Regions from separate parts of the Homo sapiens genome. Here region 1 is linked to region 2. Evidence: chromatin loops called from intact Hi-C (ENCODE). Cell type or tissue: heart right ventricle. All regions are shown on one strand.

Region 1 (5,000 bases), 110 kb before region 2:
TCCATAATCTGATTTTTGTGTATTTGAAATAGACTTGTCTCTTCAAATACTAATTTTGAATGGAAATATTTATTAGGAATAGGTGTAGATTCTACGGTGGCACAGAAAATTCCAAAGGAAGCTACAGATTGACTATGTATAAAATATGTGTTTTAAAGAATGAAGTTGAAGAAAGGTTCAACTTACTAGTGGAGGCATCATGCCCTTGCTTGAAGGGGGGATGACAACTCGAAGATCTGGTTTCCTACTGTTCATTCCAAGATTACCACCACCTGGTGGAGGGGGAGACTTTGTAGGCATGACTTTGCCTAAGCTATTTGCACCAGTAGCTCCAATCAAATTTGGAGAAGCTCTTGAGTTTACAAATCCATTCCCTGGGGGGAAAAATATCATTCAATAAAGTGAGAAGAGTTATTAAAATACTTTGGCACAAACAAATCAAGTTTTCCCCAGTCTGAGTTGCAAATAAATTTTATAACAAAACTCACTACAGGTTTGAGTATCCCTTGTCCGAAATGCTTGGGACCAGAAGTGTTTCTGATTTTGGAATACTTGTATACTTATTGGCTGAGCATCCCTAAACCTGAAAATCCAAAATCCTCCAATTGACACTTCTGAGAATCACGTCAGTGCTCAAAATGTTTCAGATTTTAGAGCATTTTGTATTTGGGATACTCAACCTGTGGTAACTAATGAAGTACCTTGGGATATCTTAAAAATAAGCAAAGGAAGACAAGCAAAGTCTGAAATACATATAAAGCTTAAGACTAATGATACTTGTACAGCATTACTCCTTGGACCTGCTGAAAGAGATTTAACACACAACACATTTCTGGCCAGGTGCAGTGGCTCACGCCTGTAATCCCAGCACTTCGGTATGCCGAGGAGGGTGAATCACTTGAGGTCAGGTGTTTGAGACCAGCTTGGCCAACATGTTGAAACCCCGTCTCTACTAATAATACAAAAATTAGCTGGATGTGGTGGCGCCCGCCTGTGATCCCAGCTACTCAGGAGGCTGAGGCAGGAGAATCACTTGAACCCGGGAGACGGAGGTTGCCGTGAGCTGAGATCATGCCCCTGCACTACAGCGTGGGTGACAGAGTGAAACTGTGTCTCAAAGAAACAAACAAGCAAAAGACCACATTTCTAAGAGGGCATCTCATACTGGGGACTAAAATAATGGAGGTATTATAGAAAAATGTCTGAGACCAGCCTATTCATTCACTCTTGTGAGAGCAAAGGCACTGCTACCACTAAGTTCTGAGTAGTGAACTAGGTATCAGAGCAGCTTCTTAACTGCAGCTTATTCAGCACTCATTTCTAATGCCCCGTTTTCACCACGTACTTCTTCCTTATGGCTCTACTTCTACTGAGTCTGTTTCTTCAGCTTCACTGAGGTCCTTATTAAATATTTCTGATTTATCTCACTTTAATCATCTTATTCCTAAACTTTCCCTAACAGAACCTTCCATCTCCCTTAATGAAATGAGGAAAAATGCACATTGTGATATATGCTCTATGTATATAATACTTTTGGGTACTAGTTGAGATATAAAATACGTATGAAACCATCCTGTTTTCATGAATACTGTAGTCAGTCATTCTACTTCTTCCCATGTATAGCAACCACGTGGACTGGGTGGGGCTGACTCTCTGCAACCCTCCCTCCAGCCCCCAGATGAACTTAGTGATAGGCATTTGACTCAGGTCATTCTCGCTCACCACAGTGACTGGATGTGGTAATGACCAATCAGAACCCGGGTAAAACAACTCTTCCATGATTATCAGGAGGCTCTCACATTCCCTAAACTGTGCCTGAGGAAGCATTTTATTTTTATTTATTTATTTATTTACTTTTCAGACGGAGACTTGCCCTGTTGCCCAGGCTGGAGTGCAGCAGCGCGATCTCGGCTCACTGCAAGCTCCACCTCCTGGGTTCACGCCATTCTCCTGCCTCAGCCTCCTGAGTAGCTGGGACTACAGGCGCCCGCCACCACGCCCGGCTAATTTTTTGTGGTATTACCAGAGACAGGGTTTCACCGTGTTAGCCAGGATGGTCTTGATCTCCTGACCTCATGATCTGCCCGCCTCGGCCTCCCAAAGTGCTGGGATTACAGGCATGAGCCAACGTGTCCGGCCAGCATTTTATTAAGTCATTTTGAGACTCAGAAGAAGGCCAGAATGAGGAAAAAGCTGATACAAAAAGGAGAACAGCAAACAAATGATGTAAAATCCCTGATTAAACCATGCTTGTAGTCTGTACCACTTCTGGATCTTTCGGTTACATGTAAGTTAATACATCCCCTATACAATTTAAGCCTGAGGTAGTTTTCTGTTAGTTGCAACTGATACTATCCTAATAGAAACAGCTATTATTCACCAGCTTGCAGTCCAACAGCAGAGATAATGACAAGTAAAAAGTAGATAAGTAACCAGTGTACAGAAACATATAATGTGCATTTATAAAACAGAGATTACAGTGTGGTATTTCAATTTCAAAGTAAATCACAAATAAAGCAGAGAAGAATAAAAGATAAGTGTTTATTACAAAGCTGGCAAAGAACAAAATATTCAGAATAGTGAACCAGAGGTTCCTGATGAGCCAAACAGGCCTCTTAAGTTCTCTGGGGAGGACTCAGCATTCACATGTCATTAAGACTAGCAACTGCCTAAAATTGGAAATCATAGAAGTACCTTTACTATTTGGAAATTAAAAAAATTCAAATATCTATTATGTATACAGTACTGTGCCCCTGGGAGGGTATATGTAGAGAAACCATAAAAAGCCTACAGGTCTTCAAGTAGCTTTTCATCTAGTTAGCAAGAGCAGGCATATCACATAGGCATGAATATACCAAAATTATACTCACAATATGGGCAAACTAGAGGTAACCACACAAAATTTACAATGAAATAGAAAGCACTGATAACAAATCTATCAGCTTAATTAGGAAAGCCTTTGTGGGATTAACTACTGAGCAGTCTGAAATGAGAGAAGAACAGAAGAAAAGAGAAGGCAGGCATTATGGATAAATGTGAGAAAAACACGTTAAAGCACGAATGAACAAGGTGTGAGTGAGGAATGGCAGAGCAGATAAGCCTGGATAATCCACAGCTTCAGGGACCATCAGAAGGAAAAAGTAGCTGTATTTGTTCTGCTCCTTTCATTCTAGTATAAAGCCAAAAAGAAAACTTCAGAATTCACGAAAAATAAGCAGACACTAGGTGTTACAAATACACACACACACCCACACACCCCTGTATTAATACACGTGCAAGGACTAACAAAAACTGAGTGTCTGCTGTGTGCTTAACACTGGTCTAAAATTCGTCCTAATAATCTCATCCTGACAAGACTGCATTCTGAGACGTAAAATGGTTTGCCTCTGGGTCAGATGTGGTAGCTGATGCCTGTAATCCCAGAACTTTGGGAGGCTGAGGTGGGCAGATCGCTTGAGCCCAGTTCAAAACCAGCCTGGGCAACATGGTGAAACCCCGTCTCTACAAAAAAAAAAAAAAAAAAAAAAAAAGAAAAATTAATAGGACATGGTGGTGTGCACCTGTAGTCCCAGAAACTAAGGAGGCTGAGGTGAGCCCAGGAGGCAGAGGTTGCAGTGAGCCAAGACCACGCCACCACATTCCAGCCTAGGTGACAGAATTAATCCAATCGAACAAAGACAAATTAAAAAAAAAATCAAAAAACAAAAATGAACAAAGCCTCCAAAAAATTTGAGATTACGCTAAACAGCCAAACCTAAGAATAAGTGGTGTTCTTGAGGAAGAAGAGAAATCTAAAAGTCTGGAAAACATATTTGAGAAAATAATTGAGGAAAACTTCCCTGGCCTCACTAGAGATCTAGAAATCCAAATACAAAAAGCTCAAAGACCTGGGAAATTCATTGCAAAAAGATTGTCACCCAGGCACACAGTAATCAGATTATCTAAAGTGAAGACAAAGGGAAGAATCTTAAGAGCTGAGAGGCAAAAGCATCAGGTAACCAACAAAGGAAAACTTAACAGATTAACAGCAGATTTCTCTCCAGAAACCCTACAAGCCAGAAGAGATTGGGGTCCTATCTTTAGCTTCCTCAAACAAAATAATTGCCGGTCAAGAGTTCTGTACCCAGCAAAACTAACCTTCATGAATGAAGAAGAGAGAGTCTTTTTCAGACAAACAAATGCTGAGAGAATTCACCACTACTAAGCCAGCACAACCAAGAAATGCTAAAAGGAGTTCTAAATCTTGAAACAAAACCTGAAAATACACCCTCCTTAAATCATAAATCTCACAGGGCCCATAAAACAACAGCACAATGAAAAAAAAAGTATTCAGGCAACAACTAACACAATGATTAATAAAATAGTACCTCACATCTCAATATTAACGTTGAATATAAATGGCCTAAATGTTCCACTTAAAATATACAGAATGGCAGAATGGTTAAAAATCCACCAAGTATCTGCTGTCTTCAACACACTCACCTAACATGTAAGGACTCACATAAAGTAAAGGGGTGGAAAAATATACTAGAAAATCTAGAGGAGATGGATAAATTCCTGGAAATATACAACCCGCCTAGGTTAAATGAGGAAGAAATAAAAACTCTGCATGGACCAATAACAAGCAGCGAGACTGAAACAGTAATTTTAAAAACTGCTAATAAAAAAAAAGTCCAAGACCAGATGAATTCAGAGCCGAATTCTATCAAGCATTCAAAGAAGAACTAGTACCAATCTTATTTTACCATTCCAAATGACAGAGTAAGAAAGAATCCTTCCTAAATCATTCTATGAAGCCAGTATCACCCTAATACCAAAACCAGGAAAGGATATAACAAAAGTAAACTACAGACCAATACCCATGATGAGCACAGGTGCAGAAATCCTCAACAAAATAACAGGTGACCGAATCCAACAGCATATCAAAAGATAATACACCATGATCAAGTGGGTTTCATACTAGGGATGCAGGGATGGTTTAACATACACAAGTCAATAAG
Region 2 (5,000 bases):
GCTAGTGGATGGAGAAGGTAGCATTTGTGTGACAATGTGATAACACAGTAATGCCAAGAAATACCCATTATCCCCCCCATGCCCTTCCACCTCCATCTACATCCACTCAACTACCCAAAGGCCCAAAACATCTGTTCAAACAGCTTCCGTTCTTTTCTGAAAAAATAAAAAAGAAAGTAGCTTTATTGAGATATAATTTACATACAATTCACCCATTTAAAGCATACACTTGAATGTTTTGATACCCTCAGGTATGTGCAACCCTCACCACTATCTAATTCCATAACATTTTCATCACCCTTTAAAAGAACCCCAGTACTAATTAGGACTCACTCCCCATTCCCTATGCCTACCCCAGCCCCCTATGGCTCAGTCTCAGGCAGTGGGACACCTACTTTCTGTCTCTATACATTTGCCTATTCCAGAAATTTCATACAAATGGAATTACACAATATGTGGTCTTTTGTGGCTGGCTTCTTTCACTTAACATGTTTTCAAGATTCATCCCTGTTGCAGCACATATCTACACTTCATTCCTTTTTATTGCTGAATAATATTCCCTTGTGTGGAAATACAACCTATTATGTATTCTTTCATCAACTGATGGTCATTTGGGTGATTTCAACTTTTTACCTATTATGACTAATGCTGCTATGAGCATTTGTACACAAGTTTTCACATGAATCTATGTGTTCATTTCTAGCTTCTGTTCTTACAATAAAAAACCTAAGAGTGTCTTCAGATTTTCTGTATCACTGCCTTGGGGTATCTAACATCTTCTCCATAGTGATCCACATATTGGCTGACATTCCCCAGTCATTGCATAGCAACATTTCAGTCAGTAATGAACCACATAAATGACGGTGGTCACATAAGATTATAATGGAGCTGTGCTATATTAAGTCTACCATTTTTTATCTTTTATACCATATTTTTACTGTACCCTTTCCACGTTTAGATATGTTTAGATACACGAATACGCACTACTATGTTACAAATGCCTACACTATTCAGCAGAGTAACATGCTGTAAAGGTTTGTAGACTAGGAGCAATAGGCTATACCAAATATAGCCTAGGTGTGTAGTAGACTGTGCCATCTAAGTTTGTGTAAATACTGTGCACTCTATGATGTTCACAAAGTAACAAAATTGGCTAATGATGCATTTCTCAGAACATATCCCTGTCATTAAGTGACTCATGACTGTACCTATTGTATTTTCCCAAATAAGTTATCACTACTACCACCTCAAATCTATAATCAGTAACCATACTGAAAGTTTCCACATTAAACTTAATATTAGCCTGTAATAAATATTAAGGCTAATATTTATTAATACATATTATCAATTACAAATTCATTAGAATTTTAATTCTTCAGATTGAGGATGTGACTTCCCAAATGCTAAGTTTCTATTTGCCCTACTCTTCAGTATCATGGTACAAGCTAATATTCCCAGTATTCCTTCTCAGGCATATGGTGACTGGAATCCATCACTTTTACAGTCCTCAACCACCCAAACACCTGTAACAAGAAGCACACACAAACACAAACTTTAAAAATAGGAACACTTTAAAATGTAATCTTTTGTACTTCACATAATGGCCAAATATGCATGACTTTGGTTAAACAATCTAGTAAAGTGTCGAAGTCTATCAAACAGGTTTCCATATTAATAAGGCTTTTAACCAGAATGTAGAAAAAGTTTGGATGCTCTATTCATGATATTCACCAACTTCCTAAAGTTCTGAACTGGAAGAAGCCTCAGAGGACATTTGAGGAATGCAAACTCTAAAGCTCAGAGAAATGAAATAGAATCCAGCAGTATAATACCAACTACCAATCTAATCTATATCGAAATAGGGTTCTATCTATTTAAAACGAACAAAAAGCACCTGAACTAACGGAAAATAAAAATTCCAAAAGGTCTTAAAGCTAACTTGACAGATGAACATAACAACTTGGGAGTTCTCTTACAAGTAACGTGACACTCCTAAAGTATTAGTTTGAATCTTAAAAGAAAAATGAGTTTATTTCAGACTATCCTCATAACATCCCCTTTGCTTACACTATGATATCCCTTCTTCCGTGGAAGAGAACTGGGGTGATTTATAGCTACTGCCCTAAGAATTGCACATTACCTAGTAACTGTTCTATCTACAACATATCCCAGGATAGTTGTGGCAATTATAAATTACTGTAATACTAGACCTCTCTGCTATAAAAGTCAAGGGAGTGCATCATGCATGTCAAAATTTTACCTACTGTATCTCACAGAAGAAAAAGGCTGACAACTACTTATCTAGACCAGCAGAGCTACAGAGATGACTTTAAAGCCATATGTCGAAAGCTCAGCTCAGTCCAAATGCTAGATGAATAGCGACTTTGCAAAGCGTAAAATCCTGAGTCATTTGTAAGACAGCAATGTAAAGGATTCATTTACATACCACATTTTCACTGAGATGCTACATCAAGAGAATACAAGAAGAAATAAGACAAGCAGAAAAGCCTTCAATGCAGTGTGTATACATCTATTACCTTAGTATAAGGTCAAATATGAAAAATACAGTAAGGCAGAAAAAATACTATCGGATTTTAAAAGAGAAAAACTACTAATGAGAAGGAATCCAGTTTTCAAGGACAGCACAGTCTGGCCTGGGAAAGGAAATCAAGAAGAAAGCGGGATACAAGGAAGAATGACGAAAGGACAATCTTTACCCCCATCTTCCACTCGAAAGCTGTGTATTCCTACCAATTCCCTTCAAACAATCAAAGAATGAGCCTATCACTATGCTTTCTAAAAAAGTATCTTCAGCATTATTCTTTAAGGCACCAAGCTTTATTAATCATTATTAATGTTAATAATAAGAAAGGACATATACATTATCTTCATTATCTTATATGGGCATATTAAAGAAGGCTTTGGTCACTTCCACGATTACAAACTGTCAATGGCTCTTTTTTTTCTTTTACCTGAAGAACAAAATTTAAACTGTTGAACATTCCAGCGGCATTAAAAACTGGTCTCGAGCTCTCTTTCCCACTTTACCATCTCTTTTTCTGAAAAACCCTCCAATCTAGCCAAACTGTGTCCAACAAGCAGCTCTTCTTTTTCTGTTTTGGCTCTTTTGCTCAAACTGTTCTATGTGGTGTATTTTTTCCACAACTCTGACAATAAAACTTGATATCCAGTTCAAATGTCAATCCTTCCGTGAAGCATTCCCTGAACACCTCCAAACTCTTCCTCTCCTGAACTCCCTAATCCATTATCATGTGTAAGATTTACACATCACTTAGTAATTAATGGGATTTTACCCTGCCTAAACCATTACCTCCTAGAAGCAAAGAGCTATATCTTATATATGTTTCCATTTCAGAATCAACAATATAGAAATAATCACTAAAACAGTGAGAAACAGATAAGGGACAGAGTCCAAAAGAGGAAGGGTTTGGGGGAAGCAGAACCTAGGCCATTGTATGGGGATGATCCATATTCACCAGTTGAAAGAAAAACACGGGAGGTCAATAAAAAGAAAGAGTTTTGGCAAATGATCACTCAAATGAGGAAATGAAGGTATAATGAGTCTGAGAAGTCATTAAGACTTGTGGAAACTATGAAAAAAAAAAAAGAAAGCTCATAAATGAAGTCCCAATGACAGACACATGGGCATAGAGACCGACTGCCTCTAAACATTTGAAAGCCATGTGGATAACTCCAAAGCTGTGTCATTAATAGCAAAAGATTTTAATTTATATTATGATGGAATTCTGATGTTAAAAGCCAATATGCCCTTTAATTCTGGTTGATATTTTTACAAAAAGAAATGTATAATGACTAATGAAGTTAAGTCTATTTCTTACTCCAACAGAAAATACTGACAGACTACTTACTAACTCTAAGGAAAGAAATGTTCACAAGTAATAAATATTTTAAGCAACTAATTTATAGAGGAAAACCAAGCATAAAGAACTTCTACACAATTCCAACTTTATGTTAAATCTCTCATGTTAAAAAAATAGATAAAAGGCATAAAAGAGAACTAATTAAGCTACCTAACAGATTTAGTGCCATCTTACTAAACACAATAACAAGTGTAGAGTCAAGGAATAACATCATACCTACCATTTATTGGAAGAAAGGAACAACTGTCAAAACCATAAAATAAAACCAAGAAAACCAAAAGTAGAATAAATATATAAAGAGGTAATGAAGTTTAATTTTCAAAAAGCTAACATCTACCAAACCAATTCACAAGTTTAGAAGTTACCTTTTCAGAAAACATCTTATGTTAGATTGACATTGGAATAAAAAGTACCAAAGGAGGCCCTTGGTCAAATACAGGCCTATAACTCCTTCATATAATAAAACCAAGCCATTTCCTATTTATATTATAGACACAAACCTCTGAATAACCTTGCTTTTCAGAAAAAGCAGTAAGACTTGCAATAACCCAGAACCAGTATTTGCAAGTTATCAGAATGAAGTAAGGGCATTTAAATGTAGTTTATTTCTCCTCCTCCACAATACCTTCCGGAGACTCTAGCTTACCAGTGGAAGTTGACTGCCTATGTCTTTTCATAACTAAAAGCTTTATTAGCACGGGCAGGATAAGTCAATGGGTTTTCCTCACCCCTCTCAAAGTAAAGACTTGCCACAGTGGTGCAAGTGTATCTATGCACTCAAATACTATCCCTAAACCATGTGAAAAAACAAGAAAGGAAAAGGAAATTCTATTCCAAACCACACAGCACAGCCTGAAGACAAAGAATGTTGACAATGCAAAACTGTGAGGGGGGCGGGGGAAGTCACCAAATCCCAGCCATTGATCCCTCAAACTGTCATTCACCCCAACTCTTTGACTGATCCCCCAAACTCTCATCCATCCGAAACCCCAAAGCTTTGTGGCAAGAGGCTAGCAATGGGACCTAAGGATCATCTGGAAAGATCATCAGAAATATTAAACCCACCCTAAAATCTGAAAATAGTGGAGAAGTGTCTGG

Evidence for each region. Peaks named below come from ENCODE experiments on the same cell type or tissue, not always from the same donor. Only the 100,000 strongest peaks of a DNase experiment are listed, where the experiment ranks them.
Region 1: it touches region 2 in a loop (3-fold over the local background); 10 of 110 quality-filtered maps call a loop at or near these places.

What each region holds. Positions count from the first base shown.
Region 1 is chr15:99,685,615-99,690,614 of GRCh38, reverse strand. It overlaps MEF2A (myocyte enhancer factor 2A), which reads right to left. Exons shown (of 12, transcript NM_001319206.4): 8 at 187-374. Among named protein-coding and RNA genes, the nearest start is that of LYSMD4, 45 kb to the left of the region's middle. In heart right ventricle, no CTCF peak of the experiment used is centred here; no DNase peak of the experiment used is centred here; H3K27ac peaks cover 1,265 bases.
Region 2 is chr15:99,580,043-99,585,042 of GRCh38, reverse strand. All of the region lies in intron 1 of MEF2A (myocyte enhancer factor 2A), which reads right to left. Among named protein-coding and RNA genes, the nearest start is that of MEF2A, 17 kb to the right of the region's middle. RefSeq lists an enhancer at 4,915-5,000. In heart right ventricle, no CTCF peak of the experiment used is centred here; no DNase peak of the experiment used is centred here; H3K27ac peaks cover 2,645 bases.